Regions from separate parts of the Homo sapiens genome. Here all the other regions are linked to region 1. The links are chromatin loops, found by intact Hi-C in ENCODE. Cell type or tissue: K562. All regions are shown on one strand. Links, peaks and the distances in the headings refer to the core of each region. The heading gives the core; the rest is flanking DNA. Region 1 holds the start of LOC105375069 (a long non-coding RNA gene). Region 2 overlaps VEGFA (vascular endothelial growth factor A). Region 3 overlaps VEGFA (vascular endothelial growth factor A).

The links. Hi-C counts contacts between places; a loop is a spot of excess contacts. Peaks named below come from ENCODE experiments on the same cell type or tissue, not always from the same donor. Only the 100,000 strongest peaks of a DNase experiment are listed, where the experiment ranks them.
Region 2: it touches region 1 in a loop (7-fold over the local background); 34 of 110 quality-filtered maps call a loop at or near these places.
Region 3: it touches region 1 in a loop (2.4-fold over the local background); 24 of 110 quality-filtered maps call a loop at or near these places.

Annotation. Positions count from the first base shown.
Region 1 is chr6:43,836,767-43,840,881 of GRCh38, reverse strand. The region is part of intron 1 of LOC105375070 (a long non-coding RNA gene); the gene reads right to left. It overlaps LOC105375069 (a long non-coding RNA gene), which reads left to right and starts at 2,083. Exons shown (of 3, transcript XR_001744130.1): 1 at 2,083-2,228; 2 at 2,470-2,998; 3 at 3,871-3,950. In K562, for the core only: a CTCF peak has its summit at 2,421 (motif pointing right); DNase peaks (open chromatin) are centred at 2,021 and 2,401.
Region 2 is chr6:43,772,937-43,777,051 of GRCh38, reverse strand. VEGFA (vascular endothelial growth factor A) reads right to left here. Exons shown (of 8, transcript NM_003376.6): 2 at 2,660-2,711. Among named protein-coding and RNA genes, the nearest start is that of VEGFA, 4.8 kb to the right of the region's middle. RefSeq lists enhancers at 2,006-2,300, 3,353-4,115. In K562, for the core only: a CTCF peak has its summit at 2,130 (motif pointing left); a DNase peak (open chromatin) is centred at 2,101; H3K4me3 peaks cover 1,449 bases.
Region 3 is chr6:43,783,220-43,787,334 of GRCh38, reverse strand. It overlaps VEGFA (vascular endothelial growth factor A), which reads right to left. Exons shown (of 8, transcript NM_003376.6): 8 at 848-2,794. The coding sequence ends at 2,773. Among named protein-coding and RNA genes, the nearest start is that of VEGFA, 15 kb to the right of the region's middle. In K562, for the core only: a CTCF peak has its summit at 1,934; no DNase peak of the experiment used is centred there.

The DNA of each region.
Region 1 (4,115 bases), core at 1,155-3,654:
TTACTGCACACCAGGCACTGTCCTAAGCCATTTACAAGCTTTATCTTATTGAATCTCCACAAAATGCTTCAAGGTAGATGATGCTGTTATCTTTGGATCACAAATGAGGAAACTGAGTCACTCAGACATTGAGTAACTGGCTCAACATTAAACAACTGGCTTGAACGAGAGCATTCTGCCTCCAAAGACTATGCTCTTAACCACCTTATTATACAATCTCTTCCAAATAAACATTTGAAACATCTGTTTGGTAGAATAAACTGGAGTGAAGAAAAAGAATGAGCCAGCTATCTGTGCACTCACACCAAATGGTCTCCAGATTATTGTTAAGTGAGAGAAAAAAGTTGCAGAACGGTGTGGAGAAAAGTCATCATTCATGTGGGAGGAAAACAGTTTATAAATGTATATGTTTTAGACTACCTTTAGAAGGATACACAGGAAACTGGTAACTCAGGGGCCTCCAAGAGAAGGACTGAGTAAGTGGCTAGAAGAAAGGTTAGAAGAGAGGCTTACACTTCTGTCTGAATTTGTTTTTAACTTCTTATTTATTTTACTTTTTTATTTTTTTAAGCATACAGAAAAGTTGCAAAAATAAGAACTGCTGATGTCCTTCACCTAGGTTCCCTAATTCTTATTGCGCTTGCATTTTTCACTGTGTCCATATAGTATCTCTTATTTATTTCATTTATTTATTTTTTGGAAATAAGGTCTCACTCTGTCGCCCAGGCTGGAGTGCAGTGGTGCGATCTCGGCTCACAGCAACCTCCGCCTCTCAGGTTCAAGCTATTCTCATGCCTCAGCCTCCCCAGTAGCTGGGATTACAGGCGCCTGCCAACACTCCCAGAAAATTTTTGTATTTTTAGTAGAGATGGGGTTTCACCATGTTGGCCAGGCTGGTCTCAAACTCCTGACCTCAAGCAGTCTGCCTGCTTCGGCCTCCCAAAGTGCTGGGATTATAGGTGTGAGCCTCCACGCCTGAACTAAAATTAATTATTTAAAAATAAGACAATGCTAAACAAGTATTTTCTACTTCATAAATTCTGGGAGATTGTTAAAATGCTAGCTGTTCAAATCTCTCAGAAGCAAGCCAATTGCATAGCATTTTCATGAAGTCTATCTTCAAACTCACCCACCTTCTGGAAGAGACGCCTCCCAACCCAGAAGGATGTGCCTGAGCCAAGGGTCTTAGAGAAGGGGCCCAAGGAAGCTTCCAGAACCATAAGTAAGGCCAGAGGCAGCTGTGCCTCGCTCAGGGGTGGGGTAGGGCAGAGACAGGGCTGAGGTGGCCCACAGGGCTCTTGCCTCCCAAGTGGGTTCTCTCTCCACCCAGCTGCCAGTGAGGACCACAGCAGAGAGGAAAGAAACAGATGCATGCCAAGTGTCCGAACAATGCCAGCAAGCCCTCCCAGTCCTGCTGAGTCTCTTTTATTACCTGCCCAGGCCCTGGTGCCATGGGGCTTAGTGTCTGAGATGGACTGAGGCCTCTCATCCTGTGAACCAGGTGCTGGGGAAAAACCCAGGTATACACACATGGAGGACAGGGGACAGGTCCCCTGCCATCATTAAAGGCATTGCCTCCCCTGAGCACTAGCAGCCACTCAATCCCAGTGCCAGTCACTTGCCCCGTTCCCAGCACAGCCCCTGGGGCCCTGCTGTCCTAAAATCATCTGCTCTGGCTTTTCTGGCGCTTTGCAGGGTTCATCAGGTCTGTTCCACTCGTGTGTTTTTCCTTCCTGCTCCCGCCCTCATCAGGGATCTCTGGGGTTCCCTGAGGGCAGGGCTATGTCTCCCCCTCAGACTGGGGCTCCTCAAGTCAGGAACCTTAGAGAACAAGCGACTGGGCACTGTCCCCTCCTCCCACCCTCCCTTTTGGTTCCAAGGCCAGGTGTTTGAGCAGGCCGTCATTTCACACATCCCAAGTCTGGGCACATGCACCGCCCAAAGCCCCTTGCCTCCCTGAAGGGGAGGCTGAAGGCCAGCCGCTGACACCAGTGGACCCACGGCGGGATCATTGCATAACAGCAGCCTGGCCACAGGATGATTCAGCACTGAGGCCTGCACAGCACTCTGACTTCTGTGGAAGACTCAGGACAGGGCTCCTCAGAATCAACAGACACGAGACCCAAGGATTCCACCTCACCTGGGGACGCGATGTTGCAGCCCTGGCATATTTGGGCCTCTTCTGGCTGCCCTGGGCCTGGCCTCTCTGTGTCTGGACCTGAGTGCAGGTACCTGGCCTGGGTTCCAGCCTGGGCAGGGCCAAGAGAGTCACCCTGCCACCAAAAGCCCACTGTCAGGACTTAGACTGCCCTCAAGCAGGGTTGTGGCCCAGCAGGAAAGTGACCTGGGGCCAGGGAAGGGACCCCAGGGGCAGCCTGGGGCTGGGGGGGGTCAACTTGGCAGTTCTTTTTCAGACCACTAGATGTCACTTCCATTTCAAAGGAACCCACTGGTTGGAATTTTCCCCAGTCAGGTCCCCACAGCCTTCAAGTCTTAAAGACACACAGACCACAAAAGAAAACTTCATTTTCCCCGGAGGACCAAGACACTGGAAACCTGGCCAGGAGCTGCCCCCAACCCTCAGCTGAAGCTTCCAGGGGCTCCATAACATCCCATCCCAACCCTGGAAAGAGCCAGAGGTGATGGAACTCCATCTCCCCATCCCCCACCTGTCCTACAGGTTAGTATGGGGATGGTATTTTCTGAAATGAACAAAAAAATGAAAGACGTGATGAAATGAATGTGAGTGCATTTGAGGGGGACGATGTTTGAAACAGGGGACATATATGCCAAAGATCCTCTTCAGGGCCAGGAGATTCCAGGTTCATCAAGGTCATGTTGTCCATCCCCAGGCTTCAGACTATCCTCAAAAAGTTCGGGTAAGGCAGCGCTGAAGGGAAGTTCCAGGGACCTTGCTTTCTCCACTCCAGTCCCCAATATTCAGTCAACATCTCTTGGCTGGCTGGGGCTGATTATTATAAAGTACAACCTTTGTGAGGTAAGTATAAAGATAACCCCATTTGACAAATGAAGACACAGAGGTATGGAGAGGGTTAAGTGAGAAAGTTCTCCCCAAGCCTCTTGCTGCTGTCCCATCTCAGCTCCCCACAGAAATGCGGCATGGATTCAGCTGGTTGGTTTATCTACAGCTCAGGTTGCTGCTTAAAGACTCATTCTCTTTAGTTCATTTGTACTGGCTTTTACCCAGTGGTTTTCAAACTTGGCTGCCCATTAGAATCACCTGGGGAACTTTCAAAAATTCTGATGCATGGCTGGGCACAGTGGCTCACACCTGTAATCTCAGCACTTTGGGAGGCCAAGACGGGAAGATGGCTTGAGCTCAGGAGTTTAAAACCAGCCTAGGCAATAGAGTGAGACCTTGTCTCTATTAAAAATTTAAAAATTAGCCGGGTATAGTGGCATGCACCTATAGTCCTTGGTGCTACTTGGGAGGCTAAGGTGGGAGAATTGAACCCAAGAGGTCGAGCCTGTAGTGAGCCGTGATCGTGCCACTGCACTCCAGCCTGGGGGACAGACTGAGACCTTGTCTAAAAAAACATCTGATGCCCTGGTCACCCCATATAAATTAATTCAGAATGCAGGAGGGTTGGAGTAAGTCAGGCATCAGTATGCTCTTGTAAATGTCCAGGTAATTCCAATGAGTGGCCAAGTCTGTGGACCATTATTTAACCACTCCCCCAACCTACCCTCAGCCAACACTGAGGGTTTACCTACAGGCCTGGCAGGGTGAGATTGGAAAGGCTGTGTTGCTATTAATGATTATTTAATCACATTTAATAATAGGATACCCAGAAACAAATACCTCACATACTGTAAGGCAGGAGGGCATGCATTGTTACTTTCCCGCAGAGGGAAGACTGACGTTCAAAGAAGTGAAGCAACTCACCCAGCGAATAAGTGAGTAGAACAAGGGCTAACACCCAAGTCTTCTTAGTTCTCAGACAAATGCTCCTGCCTCTTCATTATGCCTCCGAGATAAGGTGAGCTGCTTCCAGAGCAGTTAGCATCATACATAGAAAACTGTTCATTGTCAGTATCTGACCTCTAGCCCCAACCACTTATCAACAGCCAGTCATAACCACAGCTGACCCTTT
Region 2 (4,115 bases), core at 717-3,216, 63 kb after region 1:
CCCACAACCACTACCATAACGTCAACCATACCAACAGCTGTTTATTGAGCACTTACTACATCCTGAGTACTGTGTACAGTAGTCCACAGCTATCATTTCACACAAGTTTCTCCACATGGTACTATTAGACACTATTGAGATTCCATTTTACAGATGGGGAACAGGAGGCTCAAAGAGGCTAAGTAAGTTGCCCCAAGGCCGCACAGCTAGTAAGTAAAGGAGTCAGAATTAGCTGACATCAAAGTGTTCCCAAGCCTATATTAGGCAAAAACAGAGGAGGCACCTTTCAGGAGGAGGCACCTTTCCCCCTGCCAGTCCTCTTCCCCAGACATGAGCTGAGAAGGTGGTGGGCATCAGCACAGGGGCTGGGCCCTCCTGGAACCCACAGGTGGCAGTGGGCGGACACGCTGTGCCAGCCCTGCCAGCCACTGATAACCCCGCCCAAGAGGGCAAACTGCTTGCATCATGGAAAAAACAGTGCTGCCACTGTAGCCACGAAACATTTCTAGAAGCTGATCTGAAGGGAGACCAGGGTAGAGACAGTTTCCCAGGCTGGCCACGAAGCCTGGGGTGCACTGGAGCATGAAGGGGTAATTCTGGGCCACAGAGGCGGGGCCCTTGAGAATAAATAAATGCAGGACTCTGGCATGACTACTCCAAATTGTGGCCCAGCCTGCCACGCCTATCGCACCCCACCACCACTACCACATAGCAATCCTGTCCCTGAAATAGGTTCCCTACCCAGAGGGAAGAAATAACACCTGGCCAGTGAGGAGGCCCAGGCTCTGGCCATGAGTTGGTATGACCTTGGGCCAGTCCCTCCCCTCTCTAGGCCTCCAACTCTGCTCAACTGTGTAAGTGGGTTGGGCTGATCTCTAAAGATGCTGAAACAGGCTGAAAAAGGTGGTGTTTTGGCTTCCATTTCCAGCCCTAGGAACAAGTGCTCTTTTTTCAGCCTGGGTAATATGAAGTTTAGAACTTCACCAAAGCATCTTAAGTGTATGCTTCGTGGACTTCCACCCCAGCTCCCAACCCCCACCCCCCAGAGACCACAGCTGAGCCTCCCCCTCACTCCTCCCTCCAAGGTCTGCTTTCCAGAAGAATAAAGGACAATGAGGGGGGCTATGTACACAATAGGTTGATTGGGAAGAAGGTGGGGAGAAGGCCACAGGTGTGAAAACAGAAAGAACAGTGGGGAAACAGGCCAGTCCACTGCTTCCTGTGAGGTCTCTATTTCTTTTATCCAGACCACCAATGGGCACAGAATCCTTCTCTACCCACGAAGGGTTACGGCAAAGCATCATCAAAAAGAGTGAACGAGACTAGAAGTCTGAAAAGGTCATTTTTTAAAGCCAAGTCGATAGGGGAGAAGATGACTAATCAAGAAGTTTTGAACTGCCCCTTCATCACAATTGGGACAGAGGAGGGCCAGGCTTGTGGCCCAGGAGGGGATAGCAGGAAGGTCTGGCCTGGGCAAGGGGTTGGTAACTGAGGGTAAAAAGACCTGGGGTAGGAATTCCCCCAAAAAGCTTCCCCTTGGAATGAATCCCCAAGTCCCATGGGAGGTGGAGGCGGGGAACCTCACCCGCATCCTTCATCAGGCAGCCGCCCCTCCAAGGAGGGCTGGCCTCCACTGCCTGGGGGAGCACACACGTACACTCCAACAACCAGGCTTTCGTGGTTTTCCTTATTTATCGCAGACAACCTTTTCTCCAGCAAACAAAGACCTTTGTCCTGCCTCTCCCAGACCAGAGACCACTGGGAAGCTGGAAGGGGTAAGTGGCGCACTGGAAGCAGGGGGCCGGTCAGTGGCTGAGAAGCCAGGTCCTAGGCCAAGGAAAGGGCTCCTGGGGTGGGGAAGGAGGAGGCAGAACAGGCTGGGCATCACCACTGCTGGCCACTACCCAGCCACGCCAGATTTAGGTCAGGGAAACTCGCGGGAAGGAAGACCCCAGGGCCTTCCCTCCCCAGAGGTGGAGAGCACAGGCCACAGTCAGTGGTGGGGAGAGCCAGGGTGTCCCCAGAGAAATGGGAGGATCCAAACCACAACGGAACAAAAGGCAGGCGGACTCGGGGTTGGGCAGGGGGGCGGGGCGCCTGGGAGCTACAGCCAGCCCTCTGCTGGCCTGGGAGGGAAGTTCACAGCACCCGAACATAGTCAAATGGGGTTTTCTCCACCCCCAAAGGAATGCAAACCAGGGAAGGGAGGAGAGATCCCATTAGGCTGAGCCCTCTGTGCCTCCAGCTCACACAGGAAGGGTCACAGTTCCCACAAATGGGACATGTCTATATAGGAAATGACACTAAATGTCCACTCTCCCCTGGGAGCTAGGGGAAACAAGGGACACTTCCCCCAACACCTAGGATCCCTGAACACTGTCTTCCTGCTCTGTGCGCACGACTCCTTCTCCAAATAAAATTTTACTGGAAAGAGCAGAAGAAAAAGGCAACAAGTCCTACTTCTAGCAGAGACCTGAACAGCGGAGAGTCCTCACGAAACTGAGGGTGAACCTCGTGGTGCCCAGCTCTTTCTTTCTTGATCCTTATATTCCTGTGCCCCTTCCCCTTCCTCCCCACAGTTCTGAAGAAAAAGGAATTAGGCCATCCACCCATCCCCTGAGAGGACAGGGAACCCCATCCAACAGCCAGGGGGACTCACCTTCGTGATGATTCTGCCCTCCTCCTTCTGCCATGGGTGCAGCCTGGGACCACTGAGGACAGAAAGAGAGCAAGGCATGGGCATGGGCAGGGGCTGGGGTGCACAGGCCCAGCCACCCAGCCCCTCCTCCCTCCTCACTTCCCTCCCACCAACAGCCTCTGGCTTCTCCAAGTCTTCTGAGTCGAACAGGACACAACCGGGGGTCCCCACGGGCACAGAATATGCCCACCACTCCTGGACTGCTATGGTTATGAACCCGAGGAAGTTAAAGACTAACCAGATGTTGGGGGCTGGGGAGCTCGAAATGCAGGAGGAAAACCCCAGAATGCTTCACTGTCGAGGTCCCCTGTACCTTCCCCACACTTCCCTCTCCCTGCTCTCACTATCCCCCTAGTTCCCTGGTCCAAAGCCATGGTAAGTATTAAGGTCAAATAGGAGGACAAATTTGGACTGGGGCAGGAAGGAAGGACTAGGGGCGAGAAAAACAACATGGTGACCTTCTCCTGCTGACATGACAAATACCAGGGTGAGCTGGTGTTGGAGACGGAGGGGGGTGCCGAGGACCGAAGGGCACCAACCACCCTCCCCCATCCAAGCTCTTCTAGTCCTTAGGAATAACCCAGCATGCCCACAGGTTGCTTAGAGGGTAAAAACCCAGGAGGAGACCCTGGGGGAGAACCACATTTTCCTCTCTACACAAATCTCTCCAGAGCCTCAATAGATTTCCAAAGCCTCACCTGTCTCCCACTCCTACCTGTTCCCTGGTTTCTTCTCCCTCCCAGGGTGAGGAGGTGCCAAGCCCCTCTCACCTGGGCACCTTCAAATGCCACCAGGGACCAGGGAAGGCTTTTATGCCTTGGCACTGCCCAGCCCCTAGGGGGCCCCCTGCACCACCTTAGGCCTGAGGCCTCCTCTAACCCTCCCCACCCGCATCAGATCATTCCTCCCCTCGCCAGAAGCTGTGAAGGTCAACACGCCAAGACATGCGGACCTGACAGCACCCAAAAGGAAAGGCTTCTGCCAGCCCTTCCTGGGGGTCTCCAGCTCTCACCAACTCCCCTCCCGCCCAGCACTCGCAGAGCAGAGGGGCACTCTAGCCTACGGAACACCAGACCCTGCTAGGGGAGAGTCCCACTGTCCATCTTTCTTTCCCTCTCCTTCCCACACACCCCAAATGCACCCCACTCAGGTACCCCAGCCCTGCTCCCAGAGACAGCCAAGGTCACAGGAAGCCCCTCTCAAGAGAAAACAACAGTTACCAGGCTTCCAGCTGGACAGCTTACCACTGCGGCTCCTGCAGGGACCCCCTGGATTCTGCACCTCAGCCCCCTCACCCATTCCCATGACACCCCCTGCCTTCCCCCTGACAATATTCTCCCGGGACCCTCCACTCCTCCTGGGCCCCAAGGAGGAAAGGGGACGGAAATTTCATACCCCTTCCAAGGCCAGGGAGCAC
Region 3 (4,115 bases), core at 753-3,252, 53 kb after region 1:
CAGCACATTTTATGTATTTTTCTGCTCATGGATTTATAGTTTTGGGTCTCCCCACCCACCCATCCTCACCAGATCCTTGAGGGGTGGAATTGTGTCTTATTCATAGCAGCACAATGACTGGCTCAATATTTATTCAAGCCATATCTATGGTTTGCAAGAATAAATGAGAGGCTAGAGGAAGTGAATTTGGAAGCACTGCCCTTCAGTGTCAAAGACCTGGATAGGTGCCACCTTACCCAGGAGCAGGACGTGAGAGAAGAGCTTATGGCAAGCTGGGGCAGGGAGTGTCCCATCAGTGGTGACCAAACCTATGGGTCCATCTTCCAGAGGCTCAAGGAACTCCAGGGTGTAAAACTATGTAAAATTAAGTTACACCCTGGAGTCACAGCCCTCCAGCAGCATCCCCCTCCCACTCCCAGCCTGTTGCAGCCAACAAGACCCCCACAGACAAAAACAGCTCTCTCCTGTCTCCTGGGCAGCAAGCTTGGAGACATGGCCAGTTCTTTCCCTGGCTAAGGGACAGGGGCCTGGATCATCTAATTCCTGAAGGCAGCACTACCAATTGCAAGGGCCCTTGGCTCCTAAGCTGTTTCTCCCCCTCCACCCATTCCCAGAGCTTCCCACCTTCTATATCAAGACAGGATGGATGGGTTCCCCCAGGACCAGCTCAGCCAAAATGGAAGGACTTTGCCCCCAGCACAACAAGGTGGGTCACCCCATATCCTACACATTAGACGTACCTTTCCCAGACCCAAGACAAATGCCATGTTCCCCAGAGGAAGAGGGAAAGGGGGCGGGAGGAAGTCTAGAGCAAGGATTCAATGGAGAAGGAGAAACCAAGAGGAGCTTTGAGATCAGAATTAAATTCTTTAATACAAAATGCTTTTTTTTTTTTAAGATATATCTGTATTTCTTTGTCGTTGTTTAAAAATAAATATGTACTACGGAATATCTCGAAAAACTGCACTAGAGACAAAGACGTGATGTTAATATCTTTTCCCCACAATTATTACGGATAAACAGTAGCACCAATAAATAAATGATAACAAATATTAAAATTAAAAAAGGAGAGAGATTTAGTATGTAGAATTCTCTATTTTTTCTTGTTTTGTTTTTACATATAAAAAACAGAATAGCAATGTCTATTTTATCAGAATCACATATATACATAAACATATATATATATATATACACACAAATACAAGTTGCCAAATATATATATAGTATGTAGATGTATATTGAAACCTTATTTCAAAGGAATGTGTGCTGGGGAGCCAGGGGATCGGGGAGGGCAGAGCTGAGTGTTAGCAAAATTAAATATCTGTTCAAGATAAGCTAGTGACTGTCACCGATCAGGGAGAGAGAGATTGGAAACATGAATTTTATATACAAAAACCGGTACAAATAAGAGAGCAAGAGAGAGCAAAAGATACATCTCATAAATAGTTGAAATTAAATATTAACCAAGAATACTGAAAAAAAACCCTACTCTTTAATTAAATTAACTGTTTTAATTTCTAATTAAAAAGGGATATTAAATAAGTACCGTATATAAAACACTTTCTCTTTTCTCTGCCTCCACAATGGGCACGTGGATCCTGCCCTGTCTCTCTGTGCCTCGGGAAGGGAAGGGAAGGACCAGGGGATGGAGGAAGGTCAACCACTCACACACACACAACCAGGTCTCCTGGGGGGACAGAACTAGTGGTTTCAATGGTGTGAGGACATAGGTCCTTTTAGGCTGCACCCCAGGAAGGGGAGCAGGAAGAGGATGAGGGCGAGTCCCAGGAAGGGGAGCTGTCATGGGCTGCTTCTTCCAACAATGTGTCTCTTCTCTTCGCCGGGACATCTGCCAGTGGTCTCCTGGGCAACTCAGAAGCAGGTGAGAGTAAGCGAAGGCCGCCCAGGCTCCTGAATCTTCCAGGCAGTGCCCCTGGGGGCGAGATGCGCGTGCAGCATGTGGAGGGAATCCCCAAAGCACAGCAATGTCCTGAAGCTCCCCAAACTCCTGGTCAGAGCCGGTGTCCTCATCCCTGTACCTGTGATCTGTCTTTCTGTCCGTCTGACCTGGGGTAGAGAGGCTCAGCGCCAGGGCTGGGTTTGTCGGTGTTCCCAAAACTGGGTCATATTTGCCCCCATGCCCTGGCCTTGCACATTCCTGGGCAGGGGAGAGGACCCTGGCCCCACCAAGTGGGACAAAAAAAAGATCATGCCAGAGTCTCTCATCTCCTCCTCTTCCCTGTCAGGATCTGAGTGGGAACATTCCCCTCCCAACTCAAGTCCACAGCAGTCAAATACATCCAGTGAAGACACCAATAACATTAGCACTGTTAATTTAAAAAAAGAATATATATATTTTATATATATAAAATAGAGATATTTATTTTTATATATATATAATATATATATATATAAATGTATGTATGTGGGTGGGTGTGTCTACAGGAATCCCAGAAATAAAACTCTCTAATCTTCCGGGCTCGGTGATTTAGCAGCAAGAAAAATAAAATGGCGAATCCAATTCCAAGAGGGACCGTGCTGGGTCACCCGCCCGGGAATGCTTCCGCCGGAGTCTCGCCCTCCGGACCCAAAGTGCTCTGCGCAGAGTCTCCTCTTCCTTCATTTCAGGTTTCTGGATTAAGGACTGTTCTGTCGATGGTGATGGTGTGGTGGCGGCAGCGTGGTTTCTGTATCGATCGTTCTGTATCAGTCTTTCCTGGTGAGAGATCTGGTTCCCGAAACCCTGAGGGAGGCTCCTTCCTCCTGCCCGGCTCACCGCCTCGGCTTGTCACATCTGAGGGAAATGGAAAACAAAGGCTGGGGTTAGGGCCAAGTGAGGAGGCCTGGCGATGAGGCAGGCGGCCTCCCCATTCCTGGGGGCCCCTGGGTCACTGCAGCCTCCGGCACCATAAGAGCAGAGAGGACAGGAAGGTGTGGTCCTGGGGCAGAAAGCCCCAGTATGAGAACAGCCCCAGCCCTGCCCTCAGGGAGCCCCGGCCTGAGCAGCAGCTCCACTCAGGGGCTCCCAGTCTACCCTCCTGAGCTTGCAATCTACTTGAGACAAGACAAGGACATGGGAACACTTTACAAAGCAACAAATGAACGGATACCAAAGAACAGTCCCCACTTGACATTTTAAGAGCTGATGGGTGACCAGAGCTGGATGAAGTTAATCAGAAGAGGCTCCCTGCTGAGGAGGGTTTTCAGTTCAGTCTCTAGGGGCTGGTGTGGGGAAGAGAGTGGGCAGATCTTCTGGGAGAACGCCTGAGGCAGAGAGGCTTGGCCGGGTGACCAACAATGGCAAGGGCCTGCCCTGGGGACAGGAGGCTCCCGAGGGGGTAGCGTAGAGCAGGAGGCCCCAGGAAGGTGAGGGACCATCTCCATTCCCCATGTCCCCTCCCACTGTGGCTGTAGGCCTCATCTCTCTTGAGCTGCCTGGAGGTTGCAGGCCCAGGTAACAGGTTGTCTTTCCTTTCAAATATGCTGCTTCACTTAGGATGGGGAGAGACAATTCGGCGGCTTCACTACTCCAGCTGAAGCAAAGGGGGCCTCCAAGAACTTTCTCAGCATGCCCCTGCCCCTGGGTGATTGTGAGAAGGAGGCAGAACAGGCCCTACCCTTCTGGGGAGCCCCGAAACGGAGTCCTAAGCCTCCAATTTTGGAAACTGATATTCCCAGATACAGCCAGCTTGGGGGTTGGGTAAAGGTATTGGGAGGTTAGAGTAACTTCAGTTAGCTCCCAGGTCACTTCACACAAACCCCCATCAGCAGAATAATCACCTAAAAACCCTAAAATGTCAAGTCCCTTATCTTTCCCAAGGACCCCTGGGGAACTGAGACTCCCCTCATCCAGCCCTGAAGTTAGGCAGAGCCCCCACCCCAGCACTAATATACGCCCTCTTGGTTTCACATAGGGCCAAGACAGACAGCACCCCACACCAACTACCCAGGCCTGGTTCCCAGCATCCCCTGAGCACACACAAGCCACAAGAACATTGCTGGGGGAGGGGAGACACTCCAAGGACTTCCCTAACACAGCCTCGGGGTGAGCTGGGGGTGCCTTGGCCCTGTCTAGGAAATCCCCACAAAGTCTTGCCTCCCTGACTGACGCTTAC